Linked DNA regions of Homo sapiens: region 2 is linked to region 1. The links are chromatin loops, found by intact Hi-C in ENCODE. Cell type or tissue: ascending aorta. All regions are shown on one strand.

Evidence for each region. Peaks named below come from ENCODE experiments on the same cell type or tissue, not always from the same donor. Only the 100,000 strongest peaks of a DNase experiment are listed, where the experiment ranks them.
Region 2: it touches region 1 in a loop (2.6-fold over the local background); 2 of 110 quality-filtered maps call a loop at or near these places.

What each region holds. Positions count from the first base shown.
Region 1 is chr13:29,434,354-29,442,353 of GRCh38, forward strand. It overlaps MTUS2 (microtubule associated scaffold protein 2), which reads left to right. Exons shown (of 16, transcript NM_001033602.4): 9 at 5,630-5,696. Among named protein-coding and RNA genes, the nearest start is that of MTUS2-AS1, 49 kb to the right of the region's middle. RefSeq lists a silencer at 227-326. In ascending aorta, no CTCF peak of the experiment used is centred here; DNase peaks (open chromatin) are centred at 1,048, 1,412, 2,117 and 4,568; H3K4me3 peaks cover 976 bases; H3K27ac peaks cover 5,365 bases.
Region 2 is chr13:29,136,556-29,144,555 of GRCh38, forward strand. The region is part of intron 5 of MTUS2 (microtubule associated scaffold protein 2); the gene reads left to right. It overlaps LOC124903144 (a long non-coding RNA gene), which reads right to left and starts at 3,783. Exons shown (of 2, transcript XR_007063739.1): 1 at 3,212-3,783. In ascending aorta, no CTCF peak of the experiment used is centred here; a DNase peak (open chromatin) is centred at 3,886; H3K4me3 peaks cover 2,616 bases; H3K27ac peaks cover 3,767 bases.

The DNA.
Region 1 (8,000 bases):
CTGCTGCTCTCAGTTTAAATCTCCAAGACAGCCTTGCCCTGCTGGGTTAGATCACAGTGTTCTGTAATTGTTCATCCATTTACTGACTCTCTGGACGTCAAGCTTCTTGAGAGCAGAAATGTCTGCCAGGCACATAGTAGGCACTCAGTGAGTATGTGTTATTTGGTATACATTTCCTATTTCTGGATGAACTGGGGTGAAAGCACCTCAGATTTACCCAGCGTTCAGTTTTAGTAGTAAATAGCTGTTCTGTTGGTTTCTAATTTGAGGAGTGGCACAGGTGGCTGATGCCCAAGCAGAGAATCACACGGATGATGCTAACAAGGACAGGCGTTTTCACTTCCCATTACCACCAGCTTCACGGGGTAGCATCAACCATCAGAAGAGATAACGCCCATTGACCACACATGTTAAAATAACAGAGTATGGCAGGCTTGCCTGGGCTTTGGCCACACATCTGATTGCTTGAGGTTAATGGGATGATTAGTGGGTTGTCTGCTTTGCAAGGCTGCTCTAGCAAGGAAAAGTGAAAGGCAATATCCCCGCGAGTTTGCAAAAAGTCTTAGATTGGGAGCCATGTCTAAAAAGAAGTGTAGGCTTCACTGTAGCAGACTTGCAGGGGTATGTTTAAGGCAAGATGTACAGGGAGTGAGTTGGATGTTTCATAGGAGTAGCTTGTCTTGCATTCCATCTGTGAATAAGAGATAGACCACACCAGAATGAATGGAGAACTCAGCGTGCAAAGGAGAGCGGTACATGAACAAATGAAAGAGGTAGCTAAGAAGAAACAGCTGCTGTTTTGGGGCTTAGATAAATGTTCTTAAAGTGTCAGTTTCCAGTGAAGCCTGTCATAGAATAAACAGAATTTTAGAGGAGTGGCCTCGTTAGGCTTTGCAATTTCTGGACTATATCACCAGGACAGTTTGGATGATTAACACTGAGTTCTATTTTTAGCCCTCTTGAGTGAAAACAGGAGCTCATGTACTTGGCACTCATTAGGAATTTTCCACTCATCCCCCATTTAGAGAGGCACTGATCTAACCCTGGGCCCTTAGAGGAGGCCTTGATCATATTTCAGTCAACCCACAGTGTCATCACCCAGACCAGGCATAGTTTGGGGAATGGAGGGGAGTAATGACTTGAGATCCTTTCCAAGGGAGTCCCGGGTGTTCAACAGAACCTAAGGGCCTTGCAAGATCACACTGGATTCTGTTGAACCTTGATGGATGGAGGAATAACTTTTTGAGGCAAAGAGCAGTAAATGGAAGATTCCTTTAAGTTCACTCTTGCCTAAGGAACAGTGTTCCTGCAGTCACAGCTATTGACTCATTTCATTGCAGGGTGGTACTACGTCATTCTGGTTTGGCTTGCAGGAAGCAAAAAGTAACTTACTTTATGCAGAGGATTCATAAATTAGAAGAGTTGATATCATTTCAAAAACAAGCACTTATGGAGGAAGGGCTGTCGCCAAACTGCGCAGGCTGGCCTCAGCGAGCCAGAGCAGAGCTGTGCCAGCATCTTCAGCAGCAACATATTCAGAGGTCATCAGACAGCATCCTTCTAGAAGCTGGTGGGGAAAACTAAACAACTACTCTCTCAGAAGTTATAGCCCAAGTAAGCGATGCTGAAATGGGTCCAGACGCTGGAAACAGACTAATGTGCAACTCACAAAACAACACCCAGGACACAGACAGGCAGTTCAGGCTGTGGAGTGGGATGTGAATGCAGCCAGGGCATTCTTTCATTGAGACAGAGTAGTCAGGAGCGGACCCTGCCTCTCTCCCAGTCAGACATGAAAAGCTTCATGGTAATAAGTGCTCAGATCCAGGCCGAGGCTCAGTGCAATTTGGATCTTGTTGTTGCATCTATCTAAGCATGGCTAGGAGGGGAAATCTTGGTGTGCTCGTGTTTGATGAAGAGTGTGGACGATGGGTGGAAACTCCTGCCTTTGCCATTTCCTGGTGGGTTGTGCAGGGGCCAGCCACTTCACCATAGAGTCCCAGTTTCCTCCTCCATAAAGGGAAATAAGACCCGGGATGCTCTGGACAGTGTCTGGAGGAGTAAATGACATAAAGGGCTTACCTAACATTGTGCCTGGACTACAGAGAGTGTTTGGTGGTGGACAGCATGAATCACCTGTAGTAATTAGTAAATAATACTTAGCCAGAACTTGCCAGAGTTAAGTTATTTTCCTTGACATTTGAGTCATCAGGTTTGTTGCTTATTTTGGCAGCCAACCCTTCCTTGAAAAGCCATCTAATGACTATAGTTTGGAACTGGCTGGTTTTAGAGCCTGAACTTGCAAAAGGGTGGATGGGGTCATTTTCATTGGGTCTTCGTGATCTGTTTTAATAGCCTCTGCTTCCCCAAATGGAGATGGTACAAGGTCTCTAATCTCACTTCTATCTCCTTTCCACTTCCTTGCCTCTCTCTCTCCCCATCCCCTTCCTTCCTTTCTTTTCTTGCTTTTTTTTTTTTTTTACATTCTCACTTGGTTTCCATCAATCTTATTTGTGTTTCTCCTAAAGCAACAGATGGACAGGGAAGGCCTGACCACAAAACATCAGCATTAGGTTTTCACCAAAGTGATACAAGTCTGAAGGTCTTCATCAGCAGTCTCCCTCATAGTCAGCGCCATACCGAAGAGGCCTGTCCCTCTCATAGGGCCTTCCAGCCACTCCTTCCCCACAGGCCTGATTCTTCTGTGGCTGGGAGTGTGGACTGATTTGTTATGATGTGAGAGATCCCTAGGGCATGACTCTGATAACGTCCAGCAGGGGCCATGACAGGGAGCTGGGGGAGATGTTGGCTTTCAGTTAGAAATTAGAGTTGATTTGTTGTTTTTGTTATTTTCTGATTGTTCACTGCCTGGCCCAGTCTAAGTCTTTGCAACTCTCATTACTCTGAGAGTGAACACTGTATAATGCTATTTCTGGACTGATAAGCATACTATTTCAATTCTCTGGCTGTGTTTAGATAATTATTTAGGAACGTGTTTAGGAATTAGAGAATATGAGTATTCAGAACTATTCTTGACAGTAAAAGCAAGTTGGTTTTTCCACTAGGTTAAGATTATTTCAGGGTCAGTACCAAAATTAGTGCTCTCCAAAATACCAAATTTGCTTAACCTACAGGAACACATTGATTGTCATCTGGTCATATTATACTGCTGTTAGAATGAGTATGTAATCCCTGTGATCGGTCTGATTAGAACATGTTCCCTGTTCTGGCTTCTCCAATCTCTGAACCACGTCAAAAATTAAGCAAAATCAGGGCAGACCAGGAAGGTGCTTACAAAAACAGAGCATAAGGCCAGGCACGGTGGCTCACACCTGTAATCCCAGTACTGTGGCAGCCACAGATTGGACAGATTGCTTAGGCCCAGGAATTTGTGACCATCCTGAGCAACATGGTGAAACCTCGTCTCTACTAAAAATACAGAAAATTAGCTGGGCATGGTGGCATGCACCTGTAGTCCCTGCTACTTGGGAGGCTGAGGTGTGAGGATACATTGAGCCTGGGAGGTAGAGGTTGCAGTGAGCCATGATTACACCACTGCATTCCAGGCTAGGTGACAGAGCGAGATCTTATCTCAAAAAAAAAAAAAAAAGTATAAGACTGATATGCAAATTCTAAATGCATTTAGATAATTAATATGGAAAAGCACCTATTATATATAGGGTGTTATCCAGTTGCAAATGAAATAAAAGGAAACAGAAATATAATAACAACTTACACTTGTATGAGCTTGCTAAATGCTGGACACTAACTACATCACATACATTAATTTAATCCTCATGACAACCCTGCACAGTGGGTGTAGCATTAGAGTAGGAATATTGAGATACAGAGTAGGATTATGCAATAAAATACATGCTCTCAGATGTAGTTGTTAACTCTGAAATTCAGGGAAAACAAGGATGCTATGGGCTGGGATGGAAGGAGAGAACTTCAGAAATGAGATGGGAGGTGTCCGTTGGGTCTGTCTTAGTGTCTTTGGGATGCTGTAACTAAATGTTATAAACTGGGTGGTTTATAAATAACAGAAATTTATTTCTCACAATTCTGCAGTCTGGGAAGCCCAAGATCTAGGCTCCAGCAGTTTCAGTGTCAGGTGCGGGCCACTTTCCCGTAAACATTAGTACCTTCTGGCTGTATCCTCACACGGAGGAAGGGGCAAGGCAGCTCCCTGGGATCCCTCTAATTTTATTCCTGAGGGCTCCACCCTCATGACCTGATCACTTCCCAGAAGCCCCACCTCCTAATATCATCAGCTTGGAGGTGAGGATTTCAACATGAATTTTAGGGGGATTTAGGGGGACACATACCTTCAGACTATAGCAGGGTCCATTTCCCTCAGGGACAGATCTATTGCTGCATTTTCTTAAGGAAACTATTAGCTAATAATTTTTGACTCCCACAATGAAAATAGCTCTCAGTGTATTATGAAATAGAGTTTTATTTTTGGCATGATGAATATTATGACACAGCTTAGCAAATGCCCTCTGGATAACCCGAGACCCTCCCACCAACCCAAAGCAGCACACTTGTTCCCTGCGTCTAAAAACAGCACACCAGAAACAATATTGTGAGAACTGTCTGGTCACATTCCACACACGTCCTTCAGAGGTGCTGAAACCAAAGGCAACGGTGGTTAAGGAAGAAAGAACATTCTCAAGGCCCCGATGATACTCATGCTAGGTATTCGGTCCACATTTTACTCAAAATTCCCTCCCCGGAAATCACTTTGCTTCGAGAGTCCATGCTACAGAATGACAGAGACTTTCTTTGAAGGCCTGTAGTTTTGGTATCTCAAACTTGAAGAGAATTTATATAGCACATCTTTTCTGGTAATTGTGAGTAATAAAATCATAATATGCTGTTTATAGTGACTCAATAACGCAGATTACAAATTCAGCACATCTTCAACTACTTCCCTACTTTATATCAGAGGATGTATTTGATTTGAAAACAACTTAGCAGTCATTTAGTTATACGGGGCATTTTTTGCACTAAATGGTATTTCAAGCCTGAGATTTCCTTTTTTCATCTATTGATGCTGACAGTGGAACAAAAAACTTGGAAACCTTAAATATTGTTGTTGGTGGTATTACAAAGAGAAATGTTTCATGCTAAGCCTTCTGCCCTGATCTTTATTATTGATTAAGTAGCTAATCATGTATGGACAAAAGGGTAAGTTTAAAAAACAGTTGGTAAAACAAGCATTTGGCCCTCAGAGAAATATGGCACAGACTTTTTTAATGGTCGGAAATCTCATAGTAGTGATAATAATAAACACTGTACAATAATATATGGCAATAGATTAATGGGTGGGACACAAATTTGCAAAGAATTAATGCAGGATGATATACAGGAGTGTAATCTAGACAAAAACACAACCACGGGTATTATTAATATTATGATGCAAGCTTTGCCATTTGAATGGGATACAAATGAATGAGTCAGACTTGACTTTGTAAGTTTTTACATGCTTATATAATGTGAAAATTATCTCCTTAAGGACTAGACTTATAAATATTTGCTTAATACGATTCATTAATTAATCATGTGAAAGTGCTTATCTAGCATAAAACTAGGGGACTCTCGGTATCCGTTTTTGTTTTTTCAGAATGAAAGTGCCCTTGTGAAAGAAAAAGAGCTGTCAATCGAACTTGCAAACATCAGGGATGAAGTTGGTAAGTAGGGCATTGACAATGAGGAGCATAAAGAATGTCTTTTCCTGATTCCTGTGAATGTGTACCAAAAGCAATTATGCCTCCTGTAATAAGCCAGTGCAAACCTGCCTAGATGAATGAAGTATCTCACCCAGCACAGTGGTGGGCTGCTGTAGCCTTAGCGGGGAACCATAATTTTCACGTCTCCGTTGTTATAAAGACAGCTTCCTAACAGTTCACAGTGGAACTCATCAGGTCTTGACTGTGCTATTTGCAGATGGCAGCTCATACATCAGTCTGCACTGATCTATCTGGGTCCCCTCTTATAAAACGAGGTGCTGTCTGCAAGATGCAGATGTTCCATGGCTTCCTGCCACTGTCTACCCTGTCGTGAAATACTCTGTGATCTAGAACAAGGTCAAAAGCACAAATCTGGTTGGATTAAAAATACGAGAGTTCATGTTGAAATTTCTAATATTTGGCTGATGAAACGGTTTGGTTCAGTCTGGACCACGGAGACCTTACAAATAAAATGATCCCCAAACCCTGGGGATGTGGCTTTCACCGTAGGTCAAGGACAGGACCAGGTATTTGCCATATTCTCATTGCTTGATCCCATCTTCCCTCTCGACCATCTGTTATTCTCTTTCCCCAGGAATCAGTCAGCAAAGCTGAAATACACATGGTCTGTTCCTATTGCCCGCTATTCTCTTTACCAGTGAGCACTCCTCCTCCATCTAGTGTGGTCCTGGGAGCAGCCCACCATGTGCAGGTGTGGCTTCCTCCGTGAGTGAAGGGATTGGAGCAATCCCAGGTGTCCTTGGCAAGTAGCCAGCCATGCGGATAGGCAGAAGGCTGAACTTCCCCAGGGACCACAGGCCCTCAGGTGTGCAGTGGACAGAATAGTGAGATCCAAGCATAGCTTTCCCCAACCCTTTGTATTCCTCTCTCCCTTTGTTAAAATGTTTTCTTTTTCTCCCCTGTGAGTTCTGTGACTTCTTTTAACATTAAAGTAGGTCTGCAATGGTCTCTTCTCCTCTCTAAGGACAGCAGATGCTTGTGGGGAAACAACAAATAACAGGCCCCTTCCCAGACTTGCTAGTGTGTGATCCGGAGCAGCAGGACCCTGCTACTGCTGCAGGGACACCTACACCCGGACACCCCTTCTCCCCCACCAGGAGAAGCCCAGGGGTTGACGCCAGATGTAGGCTTCTTCCAACAGTCGGCTAGGAAAGGCAGGGTGTGAGGAACCCTGGAAAGCTGAGGTCCATGGGAGCCATATGTGACCTGGCTGGAAAGAGGAGCGGGAGGGGAGAAAGTGGCCCCACTCCCCGCAGACGCTTGCTGGAGAAGTCTCATCCTTCCTCTTTGCCATTGTTGTTGTTTTTATGGAGATTGAGCCTAATTTCTATTTGTTGGGTATCACCCCAAGCAGCATTCACAGTGACAGCTGCAGTGATGACCTCATTGCCAAGGCCTCCATGATTGAAGCCTCTGTGTCCCCATCTGTTTCTTCACCAATGTGGCCACGCCTCATGATCCAGATGCCCACATCTGGCCTCAAAGACCCGTGTTGAGAGTGGCCCCCACTTTTTCCTGAAGGGAAGCTCCTGGTACACTCACTGGTGACCCTGCCCAATGCCAGGGACTGTTTCTGTTCTTCTCTAAGGAAGGACTCACCACCCTTCACCCGTGGAGCCATGGGTCCCATGTGATTGGCTGCCCTCCCGTGCATGCACACATTGTACATGTGTGCACACACACATGCACACATGGGAGCCATCCTCCTCGATGACTCCCATGGTTCCTTTAAAAGGACCTTCTGCCTCCTTCCCCACTGATGGAAACTACCTTATCAAAAAGGATTTTTTTTAATCAAAAAAATCCTCACCTGATGAACTGCAAAGACCCCCTTCTCCACTCACCGGCTTTAGGGCCTGTCCTCAGTTGGAGGTGACTCTGAGGCCTCTCCTCCTGAGCGAAGCTGCCAAAGAACAGGTTTCACCTCTGCTGACCTTCAGGTCAGTTCCCAGGGGATGTGGAGGTGGAGACAGCTGGGAGACCTTGCCTCATCCCCTTCTGGAATCTGCCCCTCCCCACCTTGTAGAGGTAGAGACCCTTGGAGATGGCCCCTGATGACACTGTGGGGGCAGCTCAGAGGCCTAGGGTAGAGGTTCCAAAATTCTCAATTCACAGCGACCACAGTGTCTCAGTAATTTTTTTTCACAGTATCAAGGCCAAATAAATACCTCCCAGCTCTATTTAGAAAGGAGGTAAGTCTAAGCCACTTAAGTGTGTATGTTCTAACAACTTTGTGGCCGTTTG
Region 2 (8,000 bases), 300 kb before region 1:
TAAATCAGTCATGTTTGTATAATGAAATCTCCATAAAAGTCCAAAAGGACTGGTCTCAGGGAGTTTCTGGATAGCTGAACACATGGAGATGCCTAGAGGTTGGCTGGCCCAAAGAGGACATGGAAGTTCTGTACCCCTTCTCCCTTACCTCACCCTATACATCTCTTCCATCTGGCTATTCATATGTATTTTTTGTACTGAGTTTTGTGAGCCACTCTAATTTGTTAATTAATCTAGCAAATTAATCAAAACCCAAGGAGGATATCATGAACCCTCAGTCAGAAGTATATGTGACAACCTAGTACTTGGCAACTGGCATCTGATATGGGAACCAGTCTTATGGGACTAAGTAAGCCTCAGCCTGTGGGATGTGATGCTATTTCCAGGTAGACAGTATCAGAATGGAATTGAAGGATACCCATTTAGTGTCTGCTGAAGAATTGATTGGTTGCTGGTAGAGAGAAATCTCCCCACAATTTGGTAGTCAGAGATGAAATATTCTGTGTTGTGTAGACTGTGAGTGGTTAAGCAGAGGAAAAACATTTTGTTTTTTTCTGCTGCATCCTTATAAGAACTCTTGGTTGACAGTTTTTTTTCTTTTATCACATTGACTATATCAACCCACTGCCTTCTGGCCTCCAATGTTTCTGATGTGAAATCTGCTGATAATCTTATTGAGGATCCCTAGTATGTAACCATTTATGTCTTACTGCTTTCAAAATTATCTCTGTCTTTTAACAGTTTGATTATACTGTTTCTTGGTGTGGGCCTCTTTGAGTTCATCCTGCTTCCGTGCTCATCCTATCTCCCTGCTTCTTGGATGTTTATATTCATGTTTTTCACCAAATGGGGATTTTTGGCCATTATTTCTTCATATATTCTCTCTACCTTTTTCCCTCTTCCTCTGGGACTACCGCAGTGTATTGCTGGTTGACCTGATGGTGTCCCACAAGTCCCTTAGAGCTCTGTTTACTTTTCTTCAGTCTTCTTCTTCTTTCTTCTTTCTTCTTTGTTCTTTCTTCTTCTTTCTTCTTTCTCCTTCCCCTCCTTCTTCCTTCTTTCTTCTTTCTTCTTTTTTTTGAGACAAGTCTCACCCTGTCGCCCAGGCTGGAGTACAGTGGCGTGATCTTGGCTCACTGCAACCTCTGCCTCCCAGGTTCAAGCGATTCTCCTGTCTCAGCCTCCCAGGTAGCTGGGATTACAGGTGCACACCACCGTGCCTGGTTAATTTTTTTTTTTTTTTTGTATCTTTAGTAGAGATGTTCTCTTGAACATGTGCTCCGAATTTCTAATCTACCCCATATATATGGTTGCAGTTGAATGTCCTAATCTTTGATGTCTACCTCCCAAAAGAGAAAAAAATGAAAGAGGTTGAAAGAAAAAGGCATTGGCCTTTCAATCCTGTGGAAGTTACTTCAGGATGAGCAGGAGGGGGAACAACATAGGGAGGAGGTGGAACATCGGTGCCTCTTTTTCTGTACCTCTGTGATAAGAAGAAGTAACAGGAGTGGAGCACAGATCCTTGACATTTGGAAGACAGAGTCCTTTTACTCACTCCAGCTCCTGCAAGTTGTGTTCAGATTGCTCTAGGAATGCACACAGCTGCCTGCTGTGGGACTGGGGACTGGGGGATGGGTAGCTGCTCCTTGGAGGTGCTAAGAGGGGAAATTGACCAAAATTAACTACAATTTGCTATCCTCACCCTCCCCAGGAAGTTGTAAGCCTTCAATAGACTCCAGAGTTCCAAAACAGTTACATCAGACAGATTCTGCCAATGTAATTGTTGTCTGGGTGGGGAGGCAGATTTCCTGTACTTCCTACTTTGCCATCTTCTCAGAATCCTCATATGCTTTTATAATACCAAATATATAATATAAATATTATACATTATTTATATAAATAAAAGATATGTATATAAATTATATTTATATATTTTTAATATTTATATTTGAGTTATATAAATATAAACTTTATAACTCAAGTACATTACTGGAAAGACTATATTAAAAATTAATAGATGGATGACTAGAGTGGGATGACTAATGAGTGCAGGGTTTCTTTTGGAGATGACAAAAATGTTCTAAACTATAGCGATGGTTGTACAACTCTGTAAACATAATAAAAACCATTGAATTGTGTTTTTTATATGGGTAAAATTTATGATAAATAAATTTTTTCTTAAAGCTTTTTTTTTAAAAAATAACTCATCCAAAGTCAACATAAAGCCATTTTAAAATGCCACTGCATAGGCAGTTTTGCTGAAAATGAGCCACCACCATATGAATAATATTTTAGAATAAGTTGAGTGAAAAATTATCAGTTATTTAATAAGGTATTATTATAGTAAATTTCTGAGTCATTTTAATTTTTTAAGACAAAGCACATCTCCCATCTGCTTTGGAAGCTGGTTTCTCCCCTTTGCCCCCAGTGATATGGAGTAAGTACCTGTTTATGTTAATATGTTAAGTTCAGTTTCCTCCTGTCTTTTTTTTTTTTTTCTTTACTAACATGCATTGAGTGTTTTCCACGTTCCCAGCCTTATGCTAGGTACTTTGCATGTATTATCTCAGGCACTTATGCATGTAAGCTGTATTCACATATGTGCTGACACACAGACAACCCTAATGAGAGGTTCTTTTATTATACCCCATCTTACAGTGAGAAAGCACAAGCACAAAATGGTTAACTCAAGCTGATGATTACATATTTGTATTTTTTCTTTCTTGGATTTTGCACTGGGATAATGCTCAGAAAGCTCTTCTTTACACTATGCATTTCTGTTTTCCTCTAGTGCTTCACATCTTTATATTTAAATCTTTAAGCTATCTAAAATTAACTTAGGGCCACAGTTAGGCAAGACTTTCATTTTAACTTATAATAAATAGTTTGGTAGTGGTTCTAAAACAGTATGTAAAACTATTCATTTCCCCCCATTTGAGATGTTTATTATGATGCTAAATTCTAATATCTAATATAATACTAAATTTAATGTCTGTTGATGGACTTTGTTCACTTTACTTAGTCCAATTTGAGACAAAGAATTTTGTACCCTTTTACTATCTCGTTATCTTCACTCTACGGTTTGGTCTTTGTGATTTCAGATCTAGGTAATTATTGCATTGTCTTATATTATAAGGAAATGGCACTGTTTTGCAAAAATATACAATGATTATTTAGAGTCATATTTGTTTTAACTGGTTTTAACACTTACCACTCATCCTTTTGTGCCATGATTCCTCATTCTCGTGCTCTTAGACTTATGGTTGGTGAAGATTCTGGGTCTCTGAGACAGCAGGCACATGGGCAAAGAGGAATAACTATCCTCCCCTTCCTCTGGCGCTCTCTCCATCAGCCAGTGTTTCCAGGATTGGTTTTCCTCTATTAATCATCACCTGCCCTGTAGTCAGCAACGTTTTTGCAAACCTTTAATCGAAACACGAGGTTGTCTTCAGTCGTGGTTGTCAGCGTTGAGAATTTTCTTCTTTCTCTGAGTTTTCACGGATGAGAAACTGCGCTGAGGGCTGCTACAGATGTCATTTAAAATTTTTAACTTTTCTTCATCAACATAGAGAGATTTATTTATGAATATAATGCATAAAATCTCTCCTGATTTTGTCAAAATAAGCAGTTTCTTAAATGAGGAGAATATCTTCATTTAGGAATAAATGAAGAAAAACGTTTAAATTTAGAGTCTTCAGACTTTTAGGAATAAGCCATGAAGAGGTGGATACCCACAGGATGGGAAGGTGATCTTCTCACAGGGGTGACCTGCTCCTGAAGAATCTCAGGGCTAAGCAACACAGTATTTTCTGGCACTGCTTACAAACAGTTGTGGCCAATGCAAGCATGACTTTGCTGTGAGGTTGGCTTCTCTGCAGTCTCACGTCCTGTCAGACAGCATGCCAGCGTAGTGAAGGAGAACAGAAATCAGTGCTAAATGCCGCAGTTATTTCTGGAATGTCTTCCTGTTGTAGGAAACCAAGTTGCTAGTGTTTGGTGGTGTTCTGAACAAATTGTTCCTCATTCTAAGTGATGGTATGAGGGCTTACTGGCCTGGAAGATGATCACCCAAAGGTATTTGTTCATTCGTTTGTTTTTTTCACCTCTGCCTGCCCCAGTTCTCTGGTAGGTGATTAGGAAACACCAATCACTAGAAAATCACCTCTTCCTCTGTTGAGTTTGGTGACTAGTCATTAGCCGTATTTTCAGGGAGCTCATCTGGTGGACATTCAAGAAGGCTTCCCTCATGGGAAGTAGGCATATGCAAATGACTGTGTGTCTGCAGGTGATACTTGAAAACACAGCAAAGTATATGCTCATGCTCATCCCATGCCTGGCATTCTATTTCTAGATTACTGGTGTACCTGCTGACAAAAATCGGTGTCGATGTGCACTAGATATTAGGAGGGGTAAAGAAATAGCCTTAGGGGTCCCCTGACCCCTTCCACCATCAGAGACAAATTTACATTCTTATTCTGAACTAAATTTGTCATTAGCATAAAATATATTAATGTTTGGTTATTTGAGGAAATTGAAAGATAGAAAACTTAATTACATTAATACCAAACTTTACCCACTTATATTTTTCCCAGTCCACAAATGTTGAGCACCAATTGTATGATAAGCACTGGAATACAGCAGTGAGAACCCGGACCTTACAGTGCAGTGGAGCAGACAGACAGGTGGAAATTATTTCAGAATGCAGTGTGGTAAGTGCCACGATCAGGGTAAATAGAGGGTTGCCCAGGAGCACAAGAGAGGAGTGTCTTACAATATTGGGGGTCAAGAAGCTTCCTGAAGGTAAGCCTTAACAGATACATTGGAAATATCCAGGCAGATAGTGAGTAGAGGACGTTTTCGGGCAGAAGTTACAGCCTAGAGATGCTGTTGGAGAGGTGCAGATAATTCAGTTTGATTGCAGCCTTGTGGTTACAGAAGCACATAGGAGCCCCAGGAGATGGGTCATAGAAGTCTAACCTCATGGAGCCCCATGACGACAAGCTTTGGGTGCAGAACTAATTTAGTCTTCCTAACCTTAATCAGAGCTGCAAATACATACTTAATAAGGATAATGTGCTATGTTTACTTTATTTTCTTTGTGCTCCTTTGGTCAAAGGTGCTTAAATAAACGTTAATGAGTCAAGATGGGATAAAGAAATGTGGCATTAGCCAAATATGTGTAATGAGCATAAAATTTGTGCAAAACACTGTTCTATGTGCTAAGGTGGTTTAGAAAAACAATAATAGTTAAATTTTATCACATTTCCTGTTATCCAAAACAGCTTGAAGTCTAAATGGGGATCTAATTTTTTTTTTTTTTTTGAGATGGACTCTCACGCTGTTGCCCAGGCTGGAGTGCAGTGGTGTGATCTCGGCTCACTTCAAGCTCCACCTCCCAGGTTCACACCATTCTACTGCCTCAGCCTCCCGAGTAGCTGGGACTACAGGCACCCACCACCACACCCAGCTAATTTTTTTGTATTTTTAGTAGATACGGGGTTTCACTGTGTTAGCCAGGATGGTCTCGATCTCCTGACCTCATGATCCGCCCGCCTCGGCCTCCCAAAGTGCTATGGGGATCTAATTTTTTTAAGTATTATTATTTAGGTAATTATATGTGTATATATATTTTAACTTATATATTTACATACACCGATAAATTGGGGGTTGTTACATGTTAAAGTGCATTAGAATTACATGATGGGTTTGTTAAAACAATTTGAGGGGCCCACCTTTAATATGTCTGATTCAGTATATTTGGAGTTGAAGCCCAATAATTTGTGTTTCTAATAAATTCCTGGGTAATGCTGATGCTCCTGGTCCAGAACCATTGATAGGAATGCAAGCAAATTAAAGAAGTTCATGAGACTGGGCGTGGTGGCTCACGCCTATAATCCCAGAACTTTGGAAGGCTGAGGCGGGTGGATCACCTGAGGTCAGGAGTTTGAGACCAACCTGGCCAACATGGTGAACCCCCGTCTCTACTAAAAAAATACAAAAATTAGCTGGGCGTGGTAGCCGGTGTCTGTAATCCCAGCTACTCAGGAGGCTGAGGCAGGAGAATCGCTTGAACCTGGGATGCAGAGGTCGCAGTGAGCCAAGATCGTGCCACTGTACTCCAGCCTGGGCAACAGAGTGAGACTGTCTCAAAACAAAAACAAAAACAAAAAAAGAAGTTCAGGCTTATGGGAGCCAAAGCCTGAAGGCCCAGGTAGAGCTGGATAGAGTTAGTCATCAGGTGAATATTGTTCTTGTTTTTGAAAAAGGGTAGGGCAGTTGAGTTGTCAAACATAAGCCAAGAGGGCATGTTGACTTGAAGGGGCAACATGTACATAAAGCAAGGCAGCATGTACAAAAGTGAAGTTTTGCTTAAGTGAGCAATAAGCTAGTTACTTTGTGTAGAGAATTTCTGGTTATGAAATAACAAACAAAAACCAGAGAAGATTGGATTGGGAAGGAAGGTGAATGAAGTATCTACCAGGGTCTTTAACAAAGCCAACATGTTTGTATATTGAACAGTGGGCGCCAGGAATTCACTGTAGGATGCTCAGCAGCAATAAATCGAGCTTAGCAAGGCATTCTCTAAGTCCTGTGCTGGATAAACAGGGTCGGGATGAGCCCAAAGCACACAGAAGCCTATTGTATTTTACTAGGTGTCAGGTAGGGAAGGCTTAAGCCTAGCTTTCTTATGTGGAAATACTAGTAGAAAAAAATAAAATGGAAAAAACACAGATAAAACTGTAGGAGTCTTTCAATTTCATAAGGCAGACAAGACAGATCTGTTTTCCTTTCATTTTTTCTAAATTTGGTGCTCCATATATGTTCAGTGCTTAATACATTGTTCACAGAACAAATAAAAACCTTGCTCCAAAAGCATTTTTCTGCCTCAATTTTCTTATCTAAAAAATGGGGGTTATATAGCATGTCTACTTACAAGCAAAATAATTGGTGTAAAGTACTTTGATCATCCAAAAGTATGAATATGATTATTATTGCTAATGACAGAATGAGAAATCAAGTTCTCATTTAGATTTTAATTGGTTCAGAGAAAGGATATTTGTGCAGATTTCCTCATAGAATGGAGTTGATGGGGTGCCTCAGGAATTGGTGCCTAGTATATGAAATATTTAGTTGGAGAAAAGTAGCTAGCTCATTGAAGTAACTGATGACACAAAATTATGTAGGCTGGTAAAAACCATAGAGAATTCTATGAAATATTCCAGAAGGAGTTAATCAAATGGTATGACCAGAAAATAGGACAGCAGTTCCATTTTAATGAAGATAAGTGACTTTCTTAGAAAAGGAAATAGTTTTCATTTTCTCAGCATGTTGATTAACCAAGAGATATTAGAGGGAAAAGCAATGTGTCATGGTGCTTAACACATTTATTGGAATGCAGAAGTGCCATAGTGCCATATTTATTTATTCATTTATTCATTCATTTGCTGGACTCTATTCAGTACACACTGACCATCTGTGTGTCAGACAGTTGTGCTAAACAGCAGGGTGAGTAGGGAACAAAAGTAAATGAAGACGCAGTCCCTCCCTTTAAACTAGCTGACAATCCAGAAAGAGGGACATAAAAGTAAACAGATGTGGCTGTGAAACTGCCAAATAAATAACTATTAGTTTTCCATTGCTGTGTAGCAAATTACAGAAACTCAGTAGCTTAAAACAACCCACATTTTCTGTTTCTGTGGGTCAGGAGTCTGAGCGTGACTTAGATGGTTTCTCTGTTCAGGGTCTCAGAAAGCTGCAGTCAAGGTGTTGGCTGGCTGCATGCTCATCTGGAGGTCTGACTGGGGAATAATTTTTTTTTTTTTTTGAGTTGGGGGTGTTGCTCTGTCTCTTAGGCTAGTGTGCAGTGGTGCAGTCGTGGCTCACTGCATCCTTGAAGTCCTCAGCTCAAGTGATTCTCCCACCTCAGCCTTCCAGTTTGCTTGGATTACAGGAATGAGCCACTGTGGCCAGCTCAAGAATCCATTTTTTATGGTCATTTG